Linked DNA regions of Homo sapiens: regions 2 and 3 are each linked to region 1. The links are chromatin loops, found by intact Hi-C in ENCODE. Cell type or tissue: heart left ventricle. All regions are shown on one strand. Each heading gives the region's core, and the rest is flanking DNA. Links, peaks and the distances in the headings are about the cores only. Region 1 holds the start of MIR3925 (microRNA 3925). Region 2 has its middle 11 kb from the start of CPNE5. Region 3 overlaps CPNE5 (copine 5).

Region 1 (8,044 bases), core at 1-5,000:
AACAATGCTACTACTTCATGCGGGTGCTTTGAGGATTAAATGAATAAATATATACTCAAAATAGTGCCTGGAGCCGGGGGCGGTGGCTCACGCCGGTAATCCCAGCACTTTGGGAGGCCGAGGCAGGTGGATCACGAGGTCAGGAGATCGAGACCATCCTGGCTAACATGGCGAAACCCTGTCTCTACTAAAAATACAAAAAAAATTAGCCAGGCACGGTGGTGCACACCTGTAATCCCAGCTGCTCGGGAAGCTGAGGCAGGAGAATGGTGTGAACCCGGGAGGCGGAGCTTGCAGTGAGCCGAGATCGCACCACTACACTCCAGCCTGGGCAACAGAGCGAGACTCTGTTTCAAAAAATAAATAAATAAATAAATAAATAAATAAATAATAGTGCCTGGCATGTTTTGAGCTTTTGTTCACTTTTATTATTTATATTGTTGTTAGTCACTAAAATGTCCATAGAGGATGGATTTTGTTTTGTATACCAAACCTATCTCAGTGACTAGAACAATGTCGAGCACGTAGTAGAGGCTCAATTAATAGTGTTGAATTTTTCTATTCTGTAAACTCTGTTCCAGCCAAACTCTTTCCCATGACATACCTTATACATTACCACCTCTCTGCCTTTGCTCATGCTGCTCCCACCTCTTAAAGGGCCCTTGCTCCATCTCACATAACTCCTACCAGCTCCAGCTGCCCCTCTCCTCAGAAGCCCTCCCTGGACTCAGAACCTGCACAAAACAAATGTTCAGTGGTTTGTGGCTAAGGTTTTTTTATGCTTTGGCTCCAAAACAGAGTTTCCTCTCTTCCTGGCACTTAGTGCTCACCACCTCCGGAGATGGCCCCTAAGAAGTGGACCACCCTAGCTACTATATATATGTCCTTTATCTCATGGCTTTGACATTCAGAAAGGGCTTCCCAGGTGAAGCCATCTGAATTACTAGACATAACCAGACATGTGGTCTCCAAGCCACATTTTCTGGGCTTCTTAATTGGTGAGTTGAGAGACACGGCATCTGTTTGCCCAAGAAATCTGAGCCAAGCAGTTCCACATCAACAGGCTGCTTTCCACCCTGGACGGCACAACAGCTGCCTAAAACTTAGCTGTTTACACACTAAAAAAAGAAATTCCATGGAGACCAGTTGACTCAAGCCAGCTCCCAGTGTGAGGCAGAGAAGGGTTTCAAAGCAATCCCCAATGACACCAAAAGCTCTCCACCCAGTTCTCGATAAAAATAAAAAAGAAAACAAGAGCGAAATTAGAGCCAAGAATGAAGACTGCCTGGAGGATGAGGTGTTGGAAGCTGGAGTTGGACTGGGAATCAGCCTGACAGTTCCCTCCAGGCAGGCTTGTCCGCTGCCACCCCTGTCCCCACCGCAGGGATGGGACACTCACCACTTCTTGAGAAAGCCCATTTCGCCATTGGGAAGGTTTATTAAACATGAAATGAGGGAAAAGCCTAGTAGCTCCATCGGATTGGGAAGAATGGCAAAGAGAGACAGGAGTCATTTTCTAGAAAGCAATCTTCACACCTGTTGGTCCTCACCCATTGAATGTCCTCACCCAATCTCCAACACAGAAATGAGTGACTGTGTGTGCACATGCGTGTGCATGTGTGAAGGTATGAGTGTGAATGTGTCTATATGGGAACATATATGTGATTGTATGTGTGTAACTATGTGTGACTGGCAGCGTGGGGAGTGCTGGTTGGGAAGGTCCTCTCTGGAAGGCTGGGAGTGCAGAGGACAAGAGACTGACCTTGCTGAGTGGAAGCCATGGGCCAGGCTCTCCCCAGTCCTCATTGCCTAGAATGTCTTCTCCACACCCACCAGACGAGTACCACTCACACCCTAGACCTTCTTCTAAGTGCATCACGTACATAGCTCTTTTCATCCTCACACACTGCCGGGAAGGTAAGCTTGGTTACTTCTGCCATTTTACAGGTGGGGAAACTGAGGCTAAGAGAGGTTAACTTCTGCCGGCAACACTTGGAAATGGTTGGTATGGTTGGAAGCCGGCACCGCTGGGCCCAGGGTCTGGGGCTAAGTGGAATTCAGTGTGGGTCTTTCCTTTCCCATTAGAACCCCTCAAGTGTCAGACCCTCTGCCCCTCCTCGCAGTACTTCCGCCTTGCCTCATGCCTCCCAGGCACTATCTCTGTGAACTTTGAGCTCTGCCCCTATTGCCCAAGAAAGGCTCGCTGATGAGGAGGAAATTGCCCAGGTTTATAGTTTCCTCCCAGCCTCTCTGGCGACACCTGAGCCTGCTGCTTCTCCCCTTCCGCCTCCCGCCACAGTCATACACACAGCCACTCATGCATACTCACATCACACCACACTCCAACCAGCACTCCCCACGCTGCCAGTCACACATAGTTACACACATACAATCACATATATGTTCCCATATAGACACATTCACACTCATACTTTCACACATGCACACGCATGTGCACACACAGTCACTCATTTCTGTGTTGGAGATTGGGTGAGGACATTCAATGGGTGAGGACCAACAGGTGTGAAGATTGCTTTCTAGAAAATGACGCCTGTCTCTCTTTGCCATTCTTCCCAATCCAATGGAGCTACTAGGCTTTTCCCTCATTTCATGTTTAATAAACAAGCCGCTCTTGCGGAACGATGGTTGGATCCCTCATCAACCACCACACACTCCCGACCCCACCCTCCTTCCTGCCCCTGCCAGCAAACCTGACAGGTCCAAGGCCTGGAATTGAGAACCTGTTTTCTTCCCCATCCTGCCCCCTTGTGACGGGAGCCTAGAACTGCTGGCTCTGCGCCCAGAGGTTAACCACATTTCTCAGGAAGGTTCCAGTAGCCAGGCGGGTTGTTAGGAGAGGTCTGTATCCAACTCCCCTCCTCCTGCAGAGGGGCAAACTAACTAAATGAAGATCCACTCTTCCTTCACCCCGATCCTCAGGGCCACCAGAAGAGCTGACTGCTGTTTCACAGGCACACTCCACTGGCACAGGAGATGGGTGGGTGTGCCAACTGGACCAGCATATGGCAGGACCCTTATGATGATCAAGCCTACAGTCATCATACAATCACAGGATTGTTGCCCTATATCCATATTTTCTTGACACCCTAATAGTGCATTTGGCTAAACCTTGGTGAAATAGGCATGACAGCATGTGACTGTGCCGCCTCTGACACTGACCACCCAGGCCTTTCTCTTCACTCCTTCCCTGAGGCCTTGGAGGGTCTGCCTGTGGCCTTTAGTCTGGTGTTTGAGCTCACAGAACTGGGTGTGGTTGACCCTCCCTTTGTCCTCACCCCCTCCACACACACACAGGGATGCTCTTGCAGGCTCCTGGTTTGATGAGGCAGCCCAGGATGTGTCCCCACCTTTCCTCTTTGAGCCCAGGGCCAGTGTATTTCAGGCCGAGTGATTTCACCCAGGGTCTTGTTTCCATTCCATTTTATTTTTAGTCCTCAGGTGCAGTGGGATGAGTCCCTCCTATTCCCCAGGTGATGGCTGGCTGTCATCATTGGTCCTGACTAGTCACCTCTTGCTTCATGTATTCCCCCCTCACTCCATTGTCATTTCCATGCCCCCACCCCACAGGCAGCCATTCTACTATATCCTTTATTTGTATGTGTTCTTGTGCAGTGCTTTGTAGGCATGGATTTTGGTACTGCAAAGTGCTGCATTGTACACATAGTATTGCATAGTGTTGCCTTATTACCATTTCTGTAACAAACTGAATGTGTTACTTTATGTTGGAGCGTGGTGGAGCCTTAAGAATTTATTGAGAATCTCTGCATTAATGATTATGAAAGTGACTGCAAGTTTTCGCTGAGTCTTATTTCCTGAACATAAACTCAGGATCCTGGACCATGGTCATGTGGGAATAGCAAGAGAACTGAAAGTGGAGCCTGTCACATCTCCAGACTCCAGTTTTAGTTCTCTTGCTATTTCCACCACATCTTTCATCACTTCCTCCACTAAAGTCTTGAACTCCTCAAAGCCATCCACGTGGGCTGGAATCAACTTCTTGATGATGGATGAAGCCACTTCCTTGTGGCTGGAACCAACTTCTGTGTTTCCTAAAATGGGGACAGCAATAGTACCTACTCTCTAAAATTTGTTGTGGGCTAGGTGCGGTGGCTCACGCCTGTAATCCCAGCACTTTGGGAGGCCGAGGCAGGCAGATCATGAAATCAGGAGATCGAGACCATCCTAGCTAACATGGTGAGACCCTGTCTCTACTAAAAATACAAAAAATTAGCCGGGTGTGGTGGCGGGCGCCTGTAATCCCAGCTACTCGGGAGGCGGAGGCAGGAGAATCACTTGAACCTGGGAGGTGGAGGCTGCAGTGAGCCAAAATCACGCCACTGCACTCCAGCCTGGGCGACAGAGGGAGACTCCGTCTCAAACAAAAAAGAAAATATTTTTTGTGAAGATCAAATGGGTTAATACAAGTGAAGAGTGCCTGGCACTACTAGTGCTCAGTAAACATTGTTTATGGATGCTTTCTTTTTTTTTTTTATTAGGCCTTATAATAGCCCTATGAGGTAATATAATTAGTTCCATTTCACTGATGAAGAGACCAAGGTCCAGGGAACAAAACAACTTGCCCAGGTTTGCATCATGATACTGCCAGAAGCTAAATCTAGATCTTCAGACCCCAAGACGGCCACAGGACCTCGATCCCCATGTGTTCCCTAGAGGTGTTGTGCAGAACCTTCCTGATGCTGATCTGGATGACGAGCGGTCACCCACAGGCTGCTGGAGATGATTCCTGGTCGGGTGGCCCTCAGTCCTCCTTGATCTTTCTCCCACACTGTGATCTTCACACCCACTGGCCATTCCTGAGAAAGAACCTGCCTTCTCCAGGGCTTTTGTGGGTGCCCATGTTCACCAAGCAGCCTCTAAAGTGATGTGAATCCTAGCGCCAGGCCTGGTAGTAGCACATATGCATGGTAGATGCGTGCTGGAAAAGCAGGAGCCCTAGGAGCCTGCCTTGGGTTCTAGTCCTAGCCATCCATTGCCTCACCCTAGGGTCTAACTTTCTATCTCTAACCTTCAGTTTCCACATCTGCACAATGGGGATAGGAACTTTTCTGTGAGGATCAAGTAGGTTTTAGGAGACTATTCCAATCTTGATCAAATACTAACAGTCGCCTGAACCCTGCAGAACAATCCCTGCTTGTTGTACAGTCTGATGCCACCTCAGATGAACCATTACCCACTGTATGCACTGAACATTTTCCCCTCCCCTCCAGGAAGATCATCCTCTGGATCTGCCCTCCTCACAACGGCCTTATTGCTTTTCTGGAGTCACCGAATCTTAGAATATCGGTGCTGGAAAAGAACTTGAGGACCATCAGTCCCAGTGTGGCAAACTTATCTCCTTATCAAGGACCCCCGCTGCCTAAAGCAGTGGTTGACTCAGTCATTGCTCCCCTCACTGCAGGGTGCAGTGTGAAGAGGGGACAGATCATCCTGTGAGTTACAGGCCACCTTCAGCCCAAATACCCCCTTTCTACAGATAGGCAAACTGAGTAAATGATGATCCCAACTTCCTTCACCTGACCCTCGCCTCAGGGCTACCAGGAGATAGGGACGCCATGTTGGCACAGGAGATGGGTGGGTATGCCACCTTCCCCATGGGCAGGCCCCTATTGCGGTCACATCTCAAGTGACTACTTACAACCATCAAACAATTAGGGTTTACTGGTGGATGTCTTTATCTTTTTGACATTCTGTAGAATTATGCTAACAGATTTTGGAAAACAATTTGCCCAAAATCTACGTGACTTCATCCTTTGATTTTTGTTTGTTTGTTTGAGACAGGGTCTTGCCCTTCACTCAGGCTGGAGTGCAGTGGCGCCATCACAGCTCACTGCAGCCTTGACCTTCCAGGCTCAAGTGATTCTTGTGCCTCAGCCTTCCAAGCGGCTGGGATTACAAGCGTGCACCACCACGCAGCTTTTTTGTTTTTTTGGTTTTTTTTTTGAGATGGAGTCTTGCTCTGTCACCCAGGCTGGAGCGCATTGGCGTGATCTCGGCTCACTGCAACCTCTGCCTCCCGGGTTCAAGCGATTCTCCTGCCTCAGCCTCCCAAGTAGCTGGGACGACAGGTGCGTGCCACCACACCCAGCTAATTTTTGTATTTTTAGTAGAGACGGGGTTTCACCATATTGGTCAGGCTGGTCTTGAACTCCTGACCTCATGATCTGTCCTCCTCAGCCTCCCAAAGTGCTGGGATTACAGGCATGAGCCACCGCACCCAGCCATGCCTGGCTAATTTTTGTATTTTTAGCAGAGACAGGGTTTCGCCATGTTGGCCAGGCTGGTCTCGAATGTCTGGCCTCAAGTGATCTGCCTGCCTCGGCCTCCCAAAGTGCTGGGATTACAGACGTGAGCCACCACACCTGGCCTTAATTTTTGTATTTTTTGTAAAAATGCAGTTTTGCCATGTTGCCAGGGTGACTTCACCCATTTTCAATGCAGAATTTTAACACAAGAGTGTACTTTAGCCAGTGAAATGTGCACGCTTACTTCTTTTAGGAAAAAACTGAAATATTTGCTGGGAACCCCACAACAGTTGCCACAGGAAAGACCAGAAGAAAGCAAAAACAGGTAAGGAGCATCCTTTAAAGTGAGGGGAGGCCGGGCTCATGCCTATAATCCCAGCACTTTGGGAGGCCAAGGCGGGCAGATCACTTGAGGCTAGGAGTTCGAGACCAGCCTTTAGCAACATAGCCAAACCCTGTCTCTAATAAAAATACAAAAATTAGCCGAGCATGGTGGCACGCACCTGTAATCTCAGCTTATTGGGAAGCTGAGGCAGGAGAATCACTTGAACTCAGGAGGCAGAGGTTGCAGTGAGCCAAGATCGCACCACTGCACTCCAGCCTGGGTGACAGAGCAAGACCTTGTCTCAAAAAAAAAAAAAAAAATGTGAAGGGAAAGCCCACAATGATAGCACTTTCATGCTGGCAAGCCCACGGATGGTGCATACTCAGTGTCTCTGGGGGAGCAAAACTCAGGAGCCGACAGCCCTCACCTAGTCAGGTGGTTTATTCACAAACTGTCCACTCCCAGGACTTCAGGATGGGGCAAGTCACAAAGCAGGATGTTTTCAGTGGGGAATGTTTAAGTCCTTCAAGGAAAATACCGTATCATGAGCTTTTCAGGGACAGGTATCTGTGACCCACCTGTGTGCAATGCCTCTGTGGTCCTGATATTCTGGTGCTGGGCTTGGACTCAAGCTGTGGGTTTCAACCCAGCTTAACCTTATCTGCATGACCTTGGGGAAGGCACTTCCTCTTTCTGGAATTCAATTGTCTCGTTTGCAAAGTGGGACCATGATATCATCTCTACAAAACCCTCTAAACACAAATGAAGAAACTTCCCATACCAAGCACCCAGAATAAAGAAAAAGGCTAGAAAAACCAGAAGCTATTGAATCACTTTTTTCCCTTTTTTTGCTTATATGTGCTAATTTTTCTACCATGGTCATGGGTTACCTTTGAATTATTATAAAAGTGAGTAATTAAAGGGGGTGGAGCAGAGCTGATGTGAAGGAAAACGCTGAGCTTGGCAACTTTCAGGGCCTCCTCTGTGCCAGGCACAGTTGCTGATGCTTCACCTATGTGACCTCATCTCTTTGTCCCAACAAGCCTGAAAGGGAGGCATTATGGCTCCTACTTCCAGCTGGGGAGACTGAGGTTCCCGAAGGAGTCAAGCCCTCACTATCATGAGAGCCTGTGGTGATGGTGATGTACCAGGAAGGCGCATACAGATGTGTGGCAGCAGCAGCAAGGTGAGCACTGCAACTCTGAGAAAGCGGAGCCTCCCCCCTTTCTTGAGACACTGCCTCAGAGCCTCTGAGAAAAGCCTTCCCCACTGGTGATACGCCACGAACCTGCTCCTGGGGGACCTGCTCTGGATTCTTTTAAGATCAAAAAAGTTTATTATTAAATAGCAGCATCGTGTCCAGTCAGAAAAGCTTAAGTGTATGAACGTCCTTTTTTATTTTATTTTTTTTGAGACAGAGTCTCCGTCTGTCTCC
Region 2 (8,044 bases), core at 1-5,000, 230 kb before region 1:
AGCGAGCACGGGGGAAACCACCATATTTAAACCATCAGATCTCATGAGATCTCCCTCACTATCGTGAGAACAGCATGCAGGGGGAAAATGCCCCATGATCAGTCACCTCCCACCAGATCCCTCCCTCGACACAGAGGATTACAATTCGAGATGAGATTTGGGTGGGGACACAGAGCCAAACCATGTTGGGGGGATTACCTGTAAGTGAACCAGGTGTATGTGCTAAGAGACCTGCACCATCCCTGGAATTTGCAGAGAGCCCACCTGCACATTATTATGGGACCAGAGGCAGTATATGTTGTGGTGTTTGGTTCCTTAAGCTGGTAGCTCCTTGAAGAGGGGATTATAACTTTAATGTTTCTTACTACTCTATCAATTTTGGAAATGGTGATTTACTTTATGGAATGGCCAAACAAGGTTCTGTTCCCCAAGCCTTCCCTACCTTCAACCTCTTTCTCTACCTTTCTCTTTTCTCTCAATAGCAAAAAAGCAAAACCCAACAACAAACCATATAAATGACTTTGTAACTTCCCAGAGATGGTTTTTGTATGCAAAGTAGTGTTCTACACTCTGGAAAAAATAGAAATGTATTTCTTTCAGCCTGAACTGGGTGGACATAATTGGATCTGCCTCTGAGAGCAAGGAATAGCACCTGTTCACTAACCTCCCAGAATCGTAATCCTGAAAATCTCCACTTTCATCCAAGGCACAGGCGTGGTGGAAACGTATCATGGCTACTCTGAAGCAAAGAAGGTTCTGCATGCCTTGGGAGGAGAGCCACACAGGCACAGTTCCTTGTTTTTGGAAAGGGACACCAAATCCATGCTAAGGCAGTCACGTGGGCACATACCAGTTTTCATAGAGGATATGACCTCAGAGAGTGAAGCTTGAATTGTTTCACAATTTGTGGTTCTGCCAGTTAGCCAGAGTTGTAGAAGTTCCCGTTTCCTTATAAGGGAAGCTCATCTAAAAGGAATCCTGCTTAATTCTTTGGTCATATGAGTGTCTACATCCTGTCAGGATTAGTACCATTGAGACAGGTCTCATAAAAGTGGGGTGTACTAGAGATAGTTCATTTTTGTTACATCTCATCACGGTGAGGGTGGTGAGCTTTCTCCTGGCTTATCAGGAGAAAACAAGGATAAGTTTAAAACTTGGATGGGGATTATTGAAGATAGGTGTGGAGGACCATGGGGGGCTCATCAAGGCACAGGAGAGAGACAGCTCTCTGCTGCTTCTCGTGGGGGAAGGGAAAGAGATTCTAGACATTTGGAGAAGGCTTAAAGTTGGAAGTAGATACACCAGTGGAAAAGGCTTTCAAACAGGTGCCCCTGGGATGATGGATAAGAGAAGCTTGGCACACAGACTATAAAGAATATGGCCCAAGGGCCCTAGCCCAGGGCTTCTCACATGACTACATGCAGGAATCACTGAGGGAGCCTGTTAGGAAGCAGCTTCTGACTCAGCACTCAGCCAGAGAGTCTGCAGTTCTCGCCAGCTCCCAGGAGATGGTGACTGCCGGTCCAGACACCACCCTTTGAGTAGTGAGGTCCTAGAGGTCACATTTGTCCAACATGAAACTGGGGAGGGGGGGTTTCCCTAAGAGCAAGGGCAGTCAGGACCATGAACCAATCTTATGCCTCCTGGAGCAGAGCTCTCCACCTCATCCTGGTGGTCTTGGAAGAGTGAAGAGATTCAAAGCACACGATGAGCTTTAACATAAGCTGCTGGCTTTGGCTACTGGGATTGAGCTTTATGAAAGTGTTCTGTTCCCACAGCAGTACAACATGGACTTCAGACCCTGGTATGTGGCACTGAGATACCTTGTGTGGACACCAGGGTGGGTGAGATTGGGTGATCAGTAGACATCACAGAAAATGCAGGGAAAAGAGCATCAACAAAGATGACATTGGGGGAAAGAGCTCTGGAACCTGACTGTCGGGGTTCAGATCCCAGCTCCACCACTTAGCAGCAGCATGAACTTAAGTTTCTTAATTTCTCTGTGCTTTAGTTTCTTCCACTATAAAATGAGAATAATGGGCCAAACTTCAAGGGCTATTGTGAAGATTAAATGAGCTAGAACAGGTATTTAGAACAGGAACTGGCATTTAGAAAACACCCCCAAAATGCTAGTTGTTGTTACTACCAGTGGCCCTTGAAGCCACCACACACCTGTCCTACCTCTTCATCTCGACATATACACAGCCTGACCTGTCTCAGCCTCTCACCTCACAGCTTCTCCCTCCCACTGGGCTAACCTCTGAGAACAAGGACCTTGTCTTACTCCCCTCTGTAAGTCTTCCCAGCACCTTGTGTAGTAATTTGAGGTTATTGCTGAATGTATCAAATAAAATGTTCTCCATCAGAAAAAGATTGAGATCCTCTTGTAGAAATTGCTGTACCCCAACTCTCCAAACCCAGGCTTCAGCTGGTATGGCAGCCAAGCCTTTCCACTGAGCTCTCTGGAAGTCCTCAGCCTGATGTATTTTTGGATTGTGTCTCCAGAATATGTCAAAATAGCTTTCCCCACACAAACACGATTGCTGCCCCCAGATCCTCAAGCCAGTCAGAGCCATCACTGGGGCCCCTTTTGGCACCATATTCTTGCAACATGTGGAGGAGGAAGCATTGAAAAGCACGTTAAAGCGGTGGAGTTTACCGCTTACAAAGAAGCACTTTGTGGTCTCAGAGTCCTGTTGCCTAAAGAGTGAGTTACTACTTTTTAGGTAAATACCAAGATAGGGGATCTTCCAGCAACACTCTTACAGATGAGAGAGAAGCAAAGTGGGAAGAAAACATGTTAGGGTCTCACTCTAAGGTTGGCTTGGCCTGATTTGGGAATTGGGTTCCCGATTGTTTTTCCAAATGGATAACTCAAGATCCTTAATTGCATCTGAAACCACAGATGGCCAGTTGTGGGCAAGGTTTATGGACTGAGGGATGTGAGGCCTTTTTGTGACCTTTGATGAATCACTTTACTTCTGGAACTTGGAGCGCTCATTCATTAAGGGAAGATTTGAACTAGCCCCCAGTTTGGGAATCTAGGTCATTCTGAGAAGATTCCTCCAGCTGCCAAGTTTCCATTTAGCATGCTATTTTGGAAATTTGCCACTAGAGGCCGCTGTGAATACAGTTTAGCCTTGCAGCTTTTTCAAAGGCAGAAGCCTGCAGAAACCTTTCATGAGTTACTAAGACTTGCCTGCTATTTCTTGGTTGTGGAAAGCCAGCAACTGCTCAGATTGTGAGAGGGTAGAGTTGAGATGTCCACCTGGCACAGAATGAGCCTGTAAACGTGCTCCGTTGACACGGGCTGGCCGGCCTTCTTTTTTGTCTACGGGACTAGATGGAGGAGCCCTCCGTGCATGGTAAGGTTGGCTGAGTCCTGTGACCAGGTCCTGGTTCTGTAGCGTACCTTCTAAAGGGCTAGTTCCCTCTTGGCTGTTTAATATTCTGCTTTACAGTTGAATTCATTCATTCAACAAGTAATTTTGGAGCTCCTCTTATACATCCACCACCAGCAAATATTTTAAAAGAATCAGAGAAAGTCAACGAAAAGGAACCTTAGAGGAAAGCAAAAAGTTATTGTCCCTTCTGTGTTTCATGGTCTGTGGATGCTCCTCGTACGTATTTTTCTCTTAATCCCCCAAACCAGCCTCTGAAGTTGGTATTATTATGCCCATTCCTGGATGAGCAAACTGAAGACCAAAGGCAAGTAGCACAAAGCCTTGTACAGACTGAATGGATGGAATAAAGGGCCGGACCTTGCATGGCTAATAAAAGGCAGGGCTGGGGCTTGAATATGGGGAATTTGGATCCCAAGTTCTGCTCTTTTCCTATGATCTCCACCTTTGACATACAGAGGAGAAAGATGAGGTGCAGGAAAGGAATAATCTGGTGGCAGGGCAGAGGTTAGAACCTGAATCTCCTGCCTTACTGGCTGGGGTTGTTCAACTGACTTCTCCATCCTAGCGTGTCCCCAGGCCAAACTGACTGGCTGGCCCTAGCCTCAGCTGTCTCTACGCTCCTTCCAATCAGAGCCTGAACCAGGCCTGTGGAGGCGCAGCAGGAGGAAGGGCACACAAATGACCCTCATCAGGATGTTTATTGGATCATAACTGTATTATCCTCACCACTCAGCTAATCTCATAGAAATCGCTTTCCTCTCCGTGAGGATCTGGCCACAGCTCCATTAAGAGCTGCTGCCCTGCATACCTGTGAGGAAGCTCTTATACAGCAGAAATAGTGGAGAGGAGAGAGAAGTCATATTTCTACTTCCTCATTACACTGACGGGGGCAAGTGGCAATTTCACTGTATAAGAAAGGCCCTCAAAGGAAAGGGAGTTCGAAGTTCGTGATTTTGGGGGCAACATTCGGCTCCGAAGGAAATGTTTCCTTTGTGCTTCCCTTTTTGAAAGCATTTGTGATGCTGTTTAAGATCAAATAAGAAAAGGGAAGGAATTTGTGTTTGGGGAGCTCACGACGTGCCAGGTACTTTATACATATTATTCCATTAATCCTCTCTGAAGAGCTGTGGACAGGGCATCACAATGCCCCTCTCATAGATGAGTCTGTTTCATAGATGAAGGCACCGCCTTAGTTGTCTGGGCCTTGGCGGGGCTGAGCTAGGAGTCTGTTCTTTCCCTCTGTTGCACTCTTAATTCACACAGGGATGGTTTCCCTGCCGTTCTTTTTCCCCTCCTCCCTCCAGCTGAAAAAATATGGAAACTAGTTTTCAAGCCAGGACTAGTCACTGTCTGACTTTGACTTTGGTAACTTCCTTTCCCAAGCCTTAGTTTTTCCATCTGTAGAATGAGAGGCCCAGACTCTCATTCTAACTGCATCTAGTTTAAACCTCTATGATTTTATAATAGTATTTTTCTCCCAGGGAGCTCCCAGTACATCCTCATCTAATTGGAATCTCATACCAACTCTGGAAGGAATGGTAGTATGGTTATATTATTAACCCCATTTTTAAGCTGGAGGAAGAGACCAGAGAACCCGGCACTCTGTTGCAAACTCCCCCGCCGGCCCCCTCCGCAGGCCAGCTGCCTCCAAGGGGCTGTCAGCAGCAGCTCCTGCAGCCTGACACTTGAGCCTTACGCAGGCTCCTGACAGAATTATCAGAGAACTGGGGAACAAATACTTCCCGTAATCGGGGCGACGGTTCTTAGCCAGAGGTGGAGGAGGCAAGATGTGAAGTGTGTCTGATGAGTTCCTCTCCCAGTGTAGGGTCAGAGCTAATAAAACCCAAGGAAATCTCGGCGGGCTGCTGGAGATGCGAGCGAGCAGGCGAGCCCTGGGGGCAGGGCCACCGGGACTTAAGCTTCCGCACAAAGCCAGGCTTGTGGCATTTTGTGCACATTTCAGTTACCTTCGGCAGCCAGGCAGGCAAATACAAGCAGCTTGGCATGAAAATGAATTTAGAGCTTAAAAGAAAAGAAGTGTTTCACCCTCGGTGGCTTCTCAGGCTGCCCCGGTACAGGTACAGCCAGGGGAGGCAGGTGCCAAGGAGCAGTGGTGACAAAGAATCTAAGGGCTGGAGTGAAATGTCAGTTCCCTTCCCCTCCCACACACATGGCCTGAGGGAGGGAGGGGCGGAGTCCTGCAGCTTGAGCCGATAACCCTCACAGCCGCTGGAGCAGGAGAGAAAGGAGAGGCCGCCCACGTGAAAATCAGCTGCTCCGTCTCCGCCCTTGATGCCAATCAGGAAGGCATCAAGTGTTGGGAGGCTGAGACTTCAGGGTGGGACCTAGTTTGCTTTTAAGCATCCGAAGAAATGTGAGGACTCATTTTCCATTTCCCAAGATGCTGAAACAAGAGGAAATGGGTTTACATTGAATGGACAGAGAGAGAGTTCAGGAGGCCTACGAGTAGACTGGCTGGCTTGGCGGGTAATGTACTTAAATGAAATTAAACCCAGCACAAAGAAAGAGAAGGAGGCTGAGGCTGAGGCTGGGAAAGGCCAGGCTGTGGAGGACCAGGGTAAGAAGGCCCAGTCCCTGCCATCAGGACACATCCCCTGCCAAGGGAGAAAGGGGAAACATCCACCAAAGTGAAGAGCTTGGGTGTTCAGTGGAAAAAGAAACTCGGTTAGACTGCGAGAATCCAGGCTAGCTTCTTGGAAGAGATGGTACCTGAAACATGGTTAGGATTTGGGCCGGGCAGAGAGGAAATGGCAGGAAGAAAGGCCCAGGGGCAACCATATGGGGCTGGTTCCAGTTGGATATACCTGGTAGTGAGGGTGGGGCGGTGAAAGGTCACTTTGGTCTTCCTTGTGCCAAATGGCACAGATGGCACATCTCTGCTTATCAATCGACAGAAAGTCAAGGCAATCCATCCCCCCTTGAAGTAGCTGAGGTGAAGGAAGGAAGGATCCAGGAGACTGATTCTAATCAGCGTGCCTATGAGCTATTTGCTCTAATTACTGCTTGTTAACAAAACAACTTTGGGTGAATGTCTTTCCTTCTCTAGACCTCAGTTCCCAGATCTGTAAAATCTAGGCGAGTTGGATTATCTTTAAAGTCCTTTGCAGGACTGAGGCCTCTAATCCCATGACTGACAATATTAAGCTAAATATTGGGTTAAATGTGTATGAGGGCAGGAGTGGGGGAGGTTACAGACTGGGATGTCTACACTTGGACATAGTGAAGAGTGGAAGGGTCACAGCCTGGGCACAGATCTTGTGGTGCTGGGCTAGGCACTGCAGACGTGTGAGGGGCTCAGATCTGGGCCTGGGCCATGGCAGAGGCTGAGGCTTCTGGACAGGCCCCTGAGTCAGGTCAGGGAGCAGAGGCACTGTCCTAAGGAGCAAAGACAGCAGCTTTGGTCATACATTGTTCTAGGTTTGCACCCTGTCTCTGCCACTGACCTGTGTGAGTTTGGGCAAATTAAATTACCGAACTACTTTGGGCCTTAGTGTCCTTATCTGAAAAGATGGAGCAAATAATGCCCATTATTCTCCTACATATTTCCCAGAACATAAACTCAAAATTTACGCTGTAACCCCACTGGACTGAGCTTCTAAGGAGACTGTGTCTCCCTCTTCTCTCTCTCCCTCATGGTGAACTATGCACAGCACATGGTACAGAGGAGTACAGTTTTGTTAAGTGGGATAATGAGCTTATTGTGAGGATTAAATATGTGATGGAGGCCAGGCGTGGTGACTCACATCTGTAATCCCAGCACTTTGGGAGGCCGAGGCAGGAGGATTGCTTGAGGCCAGGAGTTTAAGACCAACCTGGGCAACATAGTGAGATCTTGTCTTTAAAACATTAAATTCAATTTAAAAAATAAGGTCGGGTACGGTGGCTCACGCCTGTAATCCCAGCACTTTGGGAGGCTGAGGCAGGTGGATCACGAGGTCAGGAGATTGAGACCAGCCTGGCTAACGTGGTGAAACCCCGTCTCTACTAAAAATACAAAAAATTAGCCAGGCATGGTGGCGGGCGCCTGTAGTCCCAGCTACTCAGGAGGCTGAGGCAGGAGAATTGCTTGAACCTGGGAGGTGTAGGTTGCAGTGAGCTGAGATCACGCCACTGCACTTTAGTCTGGGTGACAGAGCAAGACTCCGTCCAAAAAATAAATAAATAAATAAATAAATAAATTTTAAAAATAAATAAATAGGCCGGGTGCGGTGGCTCACACCTGTAATCCCAGCACTTTGGGAGGCCGAGGCGGGCGGATCACGAGGTCAGGAGATCGAGACAATCCTGCCTAACACGGTGAAACCCTGTCTCTACTAAAAATACAAAAAATTAGCCAGGCGTGGAGGCGGGCACCTGTAGTTCCAGCTACTCGGAAGGCTGAGGCAGGAGAATGGCGTGATCCCAGGAGGCGGAGCTTGCGGTGAGCCGAGACCGCGCCACTGCACTCCAGCCTGGGTGACAGAGCGAGACTCCATCTCAAATAAATAAATAAATAAATAAATAAATAAATAAATAAGTGATGGATGTTAAATTCTTACATGCTTATTGCATGGTGAGTCCTTAGTAAACACATAAAAATCCCTTCCCTTCTCTGTGGTATTGGCCCAGGGGCCCAGAAA
Region 3 (8,044 bases), core at 1,605-6,604, 200 kb before region 1:
TCAGGAGTTCAAGACCAGTCTGGCCAACATGGCGAAACCACATCTCTACTGAAAATACAAAAATTAGCCGGGTGTGGTGGTATGTGCCTGTAATCCCAGCTACTCTGGAGGCTGAGGCAGGAGAATAGCTTGAACCCAGGAGGCGGAGGTTGCAGTGAGCTGAGATTGCACCACTGCACTCCAGCCTGGGCAACAGAGTGAGATTCCATCTCAAAAAAATAAAAAATAAAATAAATAAAATAAAAAGAATTCTGGTCATCGTGAAGAGAAGGGACTGATGAAGGGTAGAGAGAGGCAGGCATGGAAGCACATTGCTAGGCAGAAGACTACTGAGGCCTCCAAGTGAGAGATGATACTGATGGTGGCATGGGGAGGAGTGGACAGATCTGGGATATATTTTGAAGTAGAAACATTTAAAACTTGCTGATGGGACAGGAGGGGGAATAAGGGAAAGAGAGGAATTGAGTGTGCTTCCTACGTTTCTGTTTGAAGCTGTTGACTTCACAGCAACTCCACAGGCAGGTATGTGACCCCATGCCCAGATGAGGAAACTGAGATGAAGCACCTTGTCAGGGCCACATGTCGCCATGTGGGGACTCCAGCTCAGAAGCATCTGAGGCCAGAGCTCCTGCTCTTTTCCCTTGGCCATGTAGTGTGAGAGGGACAATTATTACAATAATTAATAACAATAAAAATGCAAATTGCCCCAGGAAGGAGAGCTCTTTAAGCCATGTGAAAATTGCTTTTTAGACCTTGGTGAGGTTGCTTGGCAGGGAAGCAGAGCACGCGGGTGAGAACAGGATCTGAAAGGGGAGATGGGTAAGTGCCAGGGGCTAGGTGCCAAGGCTTCTCTCCTCCCAGCTCCCGCCCTGCTTTCCTCGGATTACTTCTGCCTTTTAGGTCTGGGAGCTGGGCAGGAGGACATGGGAAACCCTCCCATTCTCCTCTTCAGTCGTTTGTTTGGGAGCAGCTCCGAGAGGCTGAGGATGGGAAGCAGGACAGTGAGGATAAGACGGAGCATTGCTGGCCCAGATGGGGCTTTGGGAGTCCTTGGCTTTGGTAGTGCAAGCACTCCCCAGGGCACCTTTAAATGAGCTTGAGCTTCAGAGTTCAGAGTTCACATTTCTGCATGCCTCTTGACAAGCCGGTGACATCAGGCACATCGCTCAGCCTCTGTGGCCTTGCCTATAGAATGGGAGCAAAGTCTACTTTCTGGCGTTGATATGGAGGGTAAATAGAGTGTCACAGGCTAAGTACATGACAAAGGACTTGGCACAGATTATATACTTGTTGGGTGTCATCTCTCTCCCACTCCATTTGCCAGATGTTTATGCAAATTGCTCCATGCAGAAATGGGGTGACGCTGGTCAGTACCTCAGGGGCCTCTGTGGGACCATCAGGATTCCTGTTGGGTATTTTTTTTTTTTTTTTTTTGCAATTCCTACACTCAACTTTTTTTTTTTTTTTTTTTTGAGATGGAGCCACACTCTGTCACCCAGGCTGGAATGCAGTGACGTGATCTCGGCTCACTGCAACCTCTGCTTCCCGGGTTCAAGCGATTCTCCTGCCTCAGCCTCCCGAGTAGCTGGGACTACAGGTGTCTGCCACCATGACTGGATAATTTTTGTATTTTTAGGAGAGACAGGGTTTCACCATATTGGTCAGGCTGGTCTCGAACTCCTGACCTCAAGTGATCCACCCACCTTGGCCTCCCAAAGTGCTGGGATTACAGGTGTGAGCCACCGTGCCCAGCCTTCTGTTTCTTTATTTATGTATTTATTTATTTTTGAGACAGGGTCTCGCTCTGTCACCCAGGCTGGAGTGCAGTGGTGTGATCACGGCTCACTGCAACCTTGACCTCCTGGGCTCAAGAGATCCTCCCACCCCAGCCTCTTGAGTAGCTGGGACTACAGATACACACCACCACACCCGGCTAATTTTGTTTATTTTTTTTAGAGACAGGGTCTCCGTATGTTGCCCACACTGGTCTCAAACTCCTGGCCTCAAGTGATCCTCCTGCCTCAGCCTCCCAAAGTGTTGGGATTATAGGCATGAGCCACCAAGCCCAGCCAGGATTCCCGTTTCTACCTGACCTTGGCTCTCCTGTCCCCACTCTCTCCTCAAGGAAGGCTATGCAACCAGTCAGCAGTGGTGGGCAAGGGTAGTAGGGCTTGGGTCCTGCTAAAGCCAAGCTTTAGGGAGAAGAGAGGGGGGAATATGGAGCATTCTTAGGTGCCATCTTCATTCTCCACAGGCCTTTGTTGAGCACTTATTGTATGCCAGGCACTGCATTGCAACTTACTATGTGAGTTTAATCTCACAAAACTCCTGGGAGGGGGGGACTGTTATTAGCCCTTCTTTACAAATGGGAATACTGATGCACAGAGAAGCTAAATGACATGCCAGAGGTCATATAGCAAGTAAGGGACAGAGTTGGGTGTTGGATTCAGAGATGAAGCTTGAAGTCTATGCTCTCAATGCCCCCACTTTTCACCCCCAAGGTTGGACGGATGCTTAGGGTGAGTTGTTGGGAAGAAGATACACCACCTTTTCTTGAGCTTTTTAGACTCATGAATGTCTTCGGGTAGCTAATGAAAGCTCTCCAGAAGAATGTATCCATATATGTGGTATCCGTATATACCAATATGCCATACTTTGCCTATTGGGGGCCCATGACCTCCATTATGGGTCCTGCCCCAGGAAAATGTTTCTTTCTATGCTGAAGCCAAAGCCTTTGCTCAGTGCATTGATGCAGCACTTCTGGGCTTTGTTTAGAGACAACCAGGGATGCGTGATGGTCAGTTCACCCAGCATCTCAGCTCAAGAGCAAATATGCCTTTCTGGCTGAGGATTCCCTGAGGCAGAGGCTATGTCTCCTGGTCAGACCGGGCTCCCTGAGTGCAGGGTTGTATCTCCCTCTCGGATGGTACACCCCAGCCTCTACCCATACCTTTCTTTTTTTTTTTTTTTTTTTTTGGTTTGTTGTTGTTGTTTTAGAGATGGAATCTCACTGTGTTGCTGAGGCTAGTCTCGAACTCCTGAGCTCAAGTGATCCTCCCTCCTTGGAGTCCCGAGTAGCTAAGACTACATGTGCCCAGCTTCTTTCTTAAGCTCCCCCAGATGGGAGGTGTTACCCTGTGGCCCCTCCTTTAGCACCTGCCAAGGGCTCTCATTTTGCCCTTCCAGTGTTTTCTGTCCTTGCTGGGGCCTTGGAGACTTCTGACCTCACAGCCCAATGAATGACCATTTTCTCACTGCCACTGAATTGGAAATGATTCCGCAAGGGGAAGCAGGGAGGAAAGGGGCTCTTGGCTCTGCTTCCTGGCCTTGATTTAAGGAACAAAAGAAGCCAAGCTCCAGGCTGCTGTGCAGACAGCGGAAGGGTTGTATGCTCTTTTAGAAAAAAAAAAAATACGTTTTTCCTGCTAAAAAAAATTTCTCTTTGTGCTCTCCAAAGAAAGAAAGTGGAGAAAAAGTACTTGTGGTCTGGTCTTGTCTGTGCCCTGGTGTCTCGGGCCCTTCGTCAGGGCGGAAGACCCGGTTTCCTCCCCCAGGCTTTTGGCTGTGTGCTTGTGGGCAAGTGACTCATTGCCCCTGGGCCTGGAAGTCCTCAGTGGATCATGGTGAGGATCAGTGGGGAAGGCGCTTTACCTCGAAGAAACTTCTGGTGCTACACGTGTGTGTGTTGTGGTCTGTGCCTTTGCAGCGGGGGAAACTGAGGCCCTAAGAGACGGTGTCTCAACATGTGGTATTTGGACGGCTGCCATCAGAGACATAATAGGGGGATCTCTGGCGGCCACTTGGATAAACATGGCCTCTGGAGCCCTGCTTCAGACCTACACAGCCAGACTTGGAACAGAGCCCAAGGAACTGCCATTTTATACCCCGGGGCAGGGGTGAGCCCCAGAAGTGCGAGGCCCATTGTTCACGGGGTGAAGCCACCCGTCCAAAGCCAAGGTAGGAGGTTTAGCAGGCTCTGAGGGTTCTGTCTGGACAGGCAGTTAGGGAGAGGGATGGACGGAGGCAAGTGTGGACGAGGTGTGGGATCAGAGGGTGTAGGGCGCAGGGACATAGGCGAGAGGCAGAAGGTCCTCAAGGCTGAGAGTGGGGAATGGAACGGAGGCTGAAGAGGGGCTGAGCTGGGGAAGGGACTCAGCAGGGAGCCCTGGGAGTGTGTTGGGGGCGGGCTTCTTCCTTGGACCTGTGAGGGTGGAGATTGCTTGTGCTGCGCTTGTCACCAAGTGTGCCTGAGCATCCACCGGGAGAGTGACGGCTCCACTCAGCACCGGGCCAACGACAGCTGACCTGTCTGACAAGGCTGACGAGGTCCCAGGTGCTCCACATATCGAATCTCCACAGCAGCCCTGAACTATTTTTACTGTGCCCCACCCCCCACTTTACAGATGGGGAAACTGAGGCACAAGGTGAGCAAACCCAGCTTGTCTGACTGCAGAGCCCATGCACTTAACTACTACATGCCACAGCTGAGAGGAAGTGCAAGGGGCCGTCCCTGAGCTTGACCGTGTGCCACCCAGGTGGGGAGATACGGGCTTCGCTCACCCATCTGGCCATTCTTTTTGGTCGTCCTTCATCCATCCAGCTTGCCAGGCCACTACTCTGACTCAGGTGCTAGGCTGGCCTGTGGCAGGGTGGGAAACTCTGCCATGGAGGCATGCACAGCCAGTGTGAGAGACAGATACACCCATGATTTTGCAACCGATCGTGTACAGAGTATGTAATGGGGTCCTACGAGTCAGAGGGCTGCACACTCCAGGCCAGAGAGAGCTCAGGGGAGAGGAGAGGAAGTAGCTGTCCATCAGTGTCCAGGAAAGGCAAAACTGAGGAAGGACAGGAATAGTCTGGAAGGATGGCAAGAATAATTTCAGCAGAGTGGGGAAGAGAGGGTTTGCTTTATCCTGGGGTGCTGGTTGCCAGGGTGACCCTTGTCCCAGGATTCGGTGAGGGTCTTGAGGTCACCAGGCAAGGAGCCAGGTGGCTAGATTCTGTTTCTTAGTCTAGCTGTGTGCCTCTAGCCCAGCTGGGAAGTGGGCAGGACCAGGGAAAGCCCCATCTACTTGTCTTTGAGGATAAGACCTCCCCCTCCCACCGCCCATAACACATGCGCATGCACACACGCAAACACACACACGTATCTAGGCTGATATCCAGGGCCTCACTCTCTTTCTCCCTAGCCTGGATATGACCAGATCCGAGTTCTAGAGCCACACTTGGAGGAGACCCAGACCTTGGAGGAGTTAAGCGTTGTCCTTCCGAGTCTCACAGTCCTGATTTGTAAAGGAGTTGGGAAAGGTGACCTCTGAGGTCCTCTCCAGCTTGAACATTCGAGGATTTTATGTCATTGCTGAATTTCATTATAGAATTCAAAGATAAACCTAAAGCGCTTGCTTTAGTAGAGAAGTCCCCCTCCTCCTTATCACTTTCAGCTCCTCACTGTGCCTCAGGTTCCACCACTGTAGAGTCACCTTTGGTCTCAAGGCATTTGTCCTTTGTTTAAATCAAGATAGACACCCCTACCCCCAAACTTAGCACACTTCAGGATGAGAATGTCGGCCCAGGGAAGTCAGCCCGCCTCGGTGTGAATGACTGTATGTAGAAGTGGTGTCTCACGTGCAGCCCCTGCTGCCTACTTCTCAGAGATGCCTTGTTTATCGTTCATCTGATGCTCTCTGTGGAGGGCTGGGAGGTTTATCAGATGGTTTCCGAAATGACAGCTGACTGGGAGCAGGTCTGGTCTGGTGGAGGGGCCAGTGGTGGCCAGGAGAGAGGTGGTTGCCTGTGGGGTCAGGGAGGCCCAGTTGGGGGTGGCTGCCTTTGGGGAGTGGCCCCTGGATGTAGAGACTGGAGTTGGGGAGGGGTGAGAGTTCTCCAGGGACTGGTTTCCTGAAGCCATTTGGGAATTCCTCTCTTGGGGGCATCTCTAGGAATCTGCTCAGGGACTGGAGCTGGGGGTATTAATGAATGCAATCTGGGGCTTCCCCAGGCACCAGAGGATGCCATGTGTAGGCCTCAGGCTGCTGTTGCGTTTGTCCATCTGTTGATTGATTTTTGGCTCCCACCTTAGGGCGTGGGGCATGAGTGGTAGGGTTGATTATGGGGTCAAGTTGCCCGACAGGCTGTCACTGCCGAGGGCTTTGGTGACACTGACTCAGGGTAAGGCCTCCTTCTAGACTTTTCTGTCTCTACCACTGCTTGCTGTGGGCCACGGTCGCCCTTTGCCTCTCCCTGGTCTTTCATGTCCCCATCATGGAGGAGAAAGAGGAACAGATCCTCCTCAGGGCCTCATCTAGCTCTGACATTTGTTTGTTTTGTTTTGTTGTTGTTGCTGCTGCTGTTGTTTTGAAAAAGGCTGGAGTGCAGTGGTGCGATCTCAGCTCACTGCAACCTCCACCTCCCTGTTTCAAGTGATCCTCCTGCCTCAGGCTCCTGAGTAGTTGGGATTACAGGCGCATACCACCATGCCGGGCTAATTTTTGTATTTTTAGTAGAGATGGGTTTCACCATGTTGGCCAGGCTGGTCTCGAACTCCCGACCTCAAGTGATCCACATGCCTCAGCCTCCCAAAGTGCTGGGAATACAGGCATGAGCAGCCACACCCGGCCTAGCTCTGATATTTGAAGTTGGCTTTCGGGAAGCAACACAGACCAGTGTTGACTGTTTCTTTTCTCCAGAAAAGCAGTTCAAGGGGCAGAGGCCCCTGTGGGGGGTTGTGGGAGTAGAGAAGGAAGGTGACAAGATCCTTTGGGACCTCCGGAAGGGAGGCGGGACAAGGCTGAGATGGTTGGGAAAAGAACCAAGACTTGAGGGCAGTGTTGGCAGGAGTAGCCGCACAGGCAGGAAGGGCTTGTCTGGCAGCTTACAGGGGAAGCAGGGAAGGGAAGACCTGGTCAGCGTGGGATGTGTTCATGGGTAGGTCTCCTGGCGGCCCCTGGGGCTCAGTCCCTCTGGCACTTCGGAGAGACTGTAGAGCAGAGCTGTCTCCAGGGTGAGTGAAGAAGCTGAGCAGTCAGTCCTCCAGCCCCTTCCTGTTGGTTGAGTGCGGCCTTTTGGGAGCATAAACTTTCTGGCCCTTGCAGACAGCCTGCCCGAGAAAGCCCGCAGGAGAGAAACAGACACAAGAGGAAACCATGGATGTGTACAGGAACTGTGAGGGCTGAGGGGATCCATGCAGGGCATCAACAGCCTTCAAGACTGATACTACCGTCTCATTGTACTGATGAGGAAACAGGCTCAGAGAGGTTGAATGACTTCCCAGCCAGAGACTGCGTTTCCACTGGGCTGTCTTGCTTCCCAATGGCAGCAGGTCGCTGTGAAACGAGGGATACCAGATGTGCAGGATGTAGGCTGCCCATCCTCCCCTCCTCTCCCCTCCACTTCCACATCTGTAAGATGGGACAATACCTGCCTAGGATCAACCTTGTAGGGCAGCATGAGAATCGGGAGCTCATATTTGTAAAACAGCGCACTGCCTGACCCATCGCCGGGGCTCAGTAAATGGGAGCCTTTATTGCATGGAGGCAGGACAAGGGGAGCTTAGCACCTGTTGAAAGACCGTTCTGTCCCCAAATGTTGTGTCCATCATCTTGCTGCTGTGCCGTCCAGTCTGATTATCAGAGCCATGTGTTAGCCCTGGTCTTGACCACAGAAGGACCTTGTCCAAATGAGTCGGCTTCCCCTGGGAGGTGTAATTCATTAATCTATCAGTACAGATGAGACCATCGAATAAACTGGCTGTAAGTAGAGCCTTGAGAAAATGGGAGAGTAGGTGGATATGTTTTGATTGCTTTATCTTATTTTTTTGAGAAGCAGAGAAGTGATTAAAGGAGAGCTTCTAGAAAGGGCTAAGACATTGGGCAGTTTCGGAAATCCCCCGATGGTGAGTGGCTGTGCGACACAGGGCACCAAGACCAGGGCACCTACCCGGAGTGCTTGTGGTGATGATAGGGGTGGGAGGTAGGGAGTTCTGCACACCTTAGGCAGGTGGGCTGAGGAACCTCCAGGGCCTGCCCAGTGCCTGGCTTTTAAT

The links. A loop is a pair of places that touch in the nucleus more often than their neighbours do. Peaks named below come from ENCODE experiments on the same cell type or tissue, not always from the same donor. Only the 100,000 strongest peaks of a DNase experiment are listed, where the experiment ranks them.
Region 2: it touches region 1 in a loop (2.6-fold over the local background); 41 of 110 quality-filtered maps call a loop at or near these places.
Region 3: a loop joins it to region 1, with 2.7 times the contacts of the local background. A loop is called at or near these places in 3 of 110 quality-filtered maps.

The regions. Positions count from the first base shown.
Region 1 is chr6:36,618,337-36,626,380 of GRCh38, reverse strand. It overlaps MIR3925 (microRNA 3925), which reads left to right and starts at 3,869; the gene lies at 3,869-3,945. In heart left ventricle, for the core only: CTCF peaks have their summits at 2,573 and 2,776 (motif pointing left); a DNase peak (open chromatin) is centred at 2,780.
Region 2 is chr6:36,846,383-36,854,426 of GRCh38, reverse strand. No RefSeq gene overlaps it. Among named protein-coding and RNA genes, the nearest start is that of CPNE5, 11 kb to the right of the region's middle. RefSeq lists an enhancer at 8,014-8,044. In heart left ventricle, for the core only: a CTCF peak has its summit at 3,117 (motif pointing right); no DNase peak of the experiment used is centred there; H3K4me3 peaks cover 10 bases; H3K27ac peaks cover 2,404 bases.
Region 3 is chr6:36,823,241-36,831,284 of GRCh38, reverse strand. All of the region lies in intron 1 of CPNE5 (copine 5), which reads left to right. Among named protein-coding and RNA genes, the nearest start is that of CPNE5, 12 kb to the left of the region's middle. RefSeq lists a silencer at 5,478-5,772. In heart left ventricle, for the core only: no CTCF peak of the experiment used is centred there; DNase peaks (open chromatin) are centred at 3,554, 4,054 and 4,583; H3K4me3 peaks cover 628 bases; H3K27ac peaks cover 3,922 bases.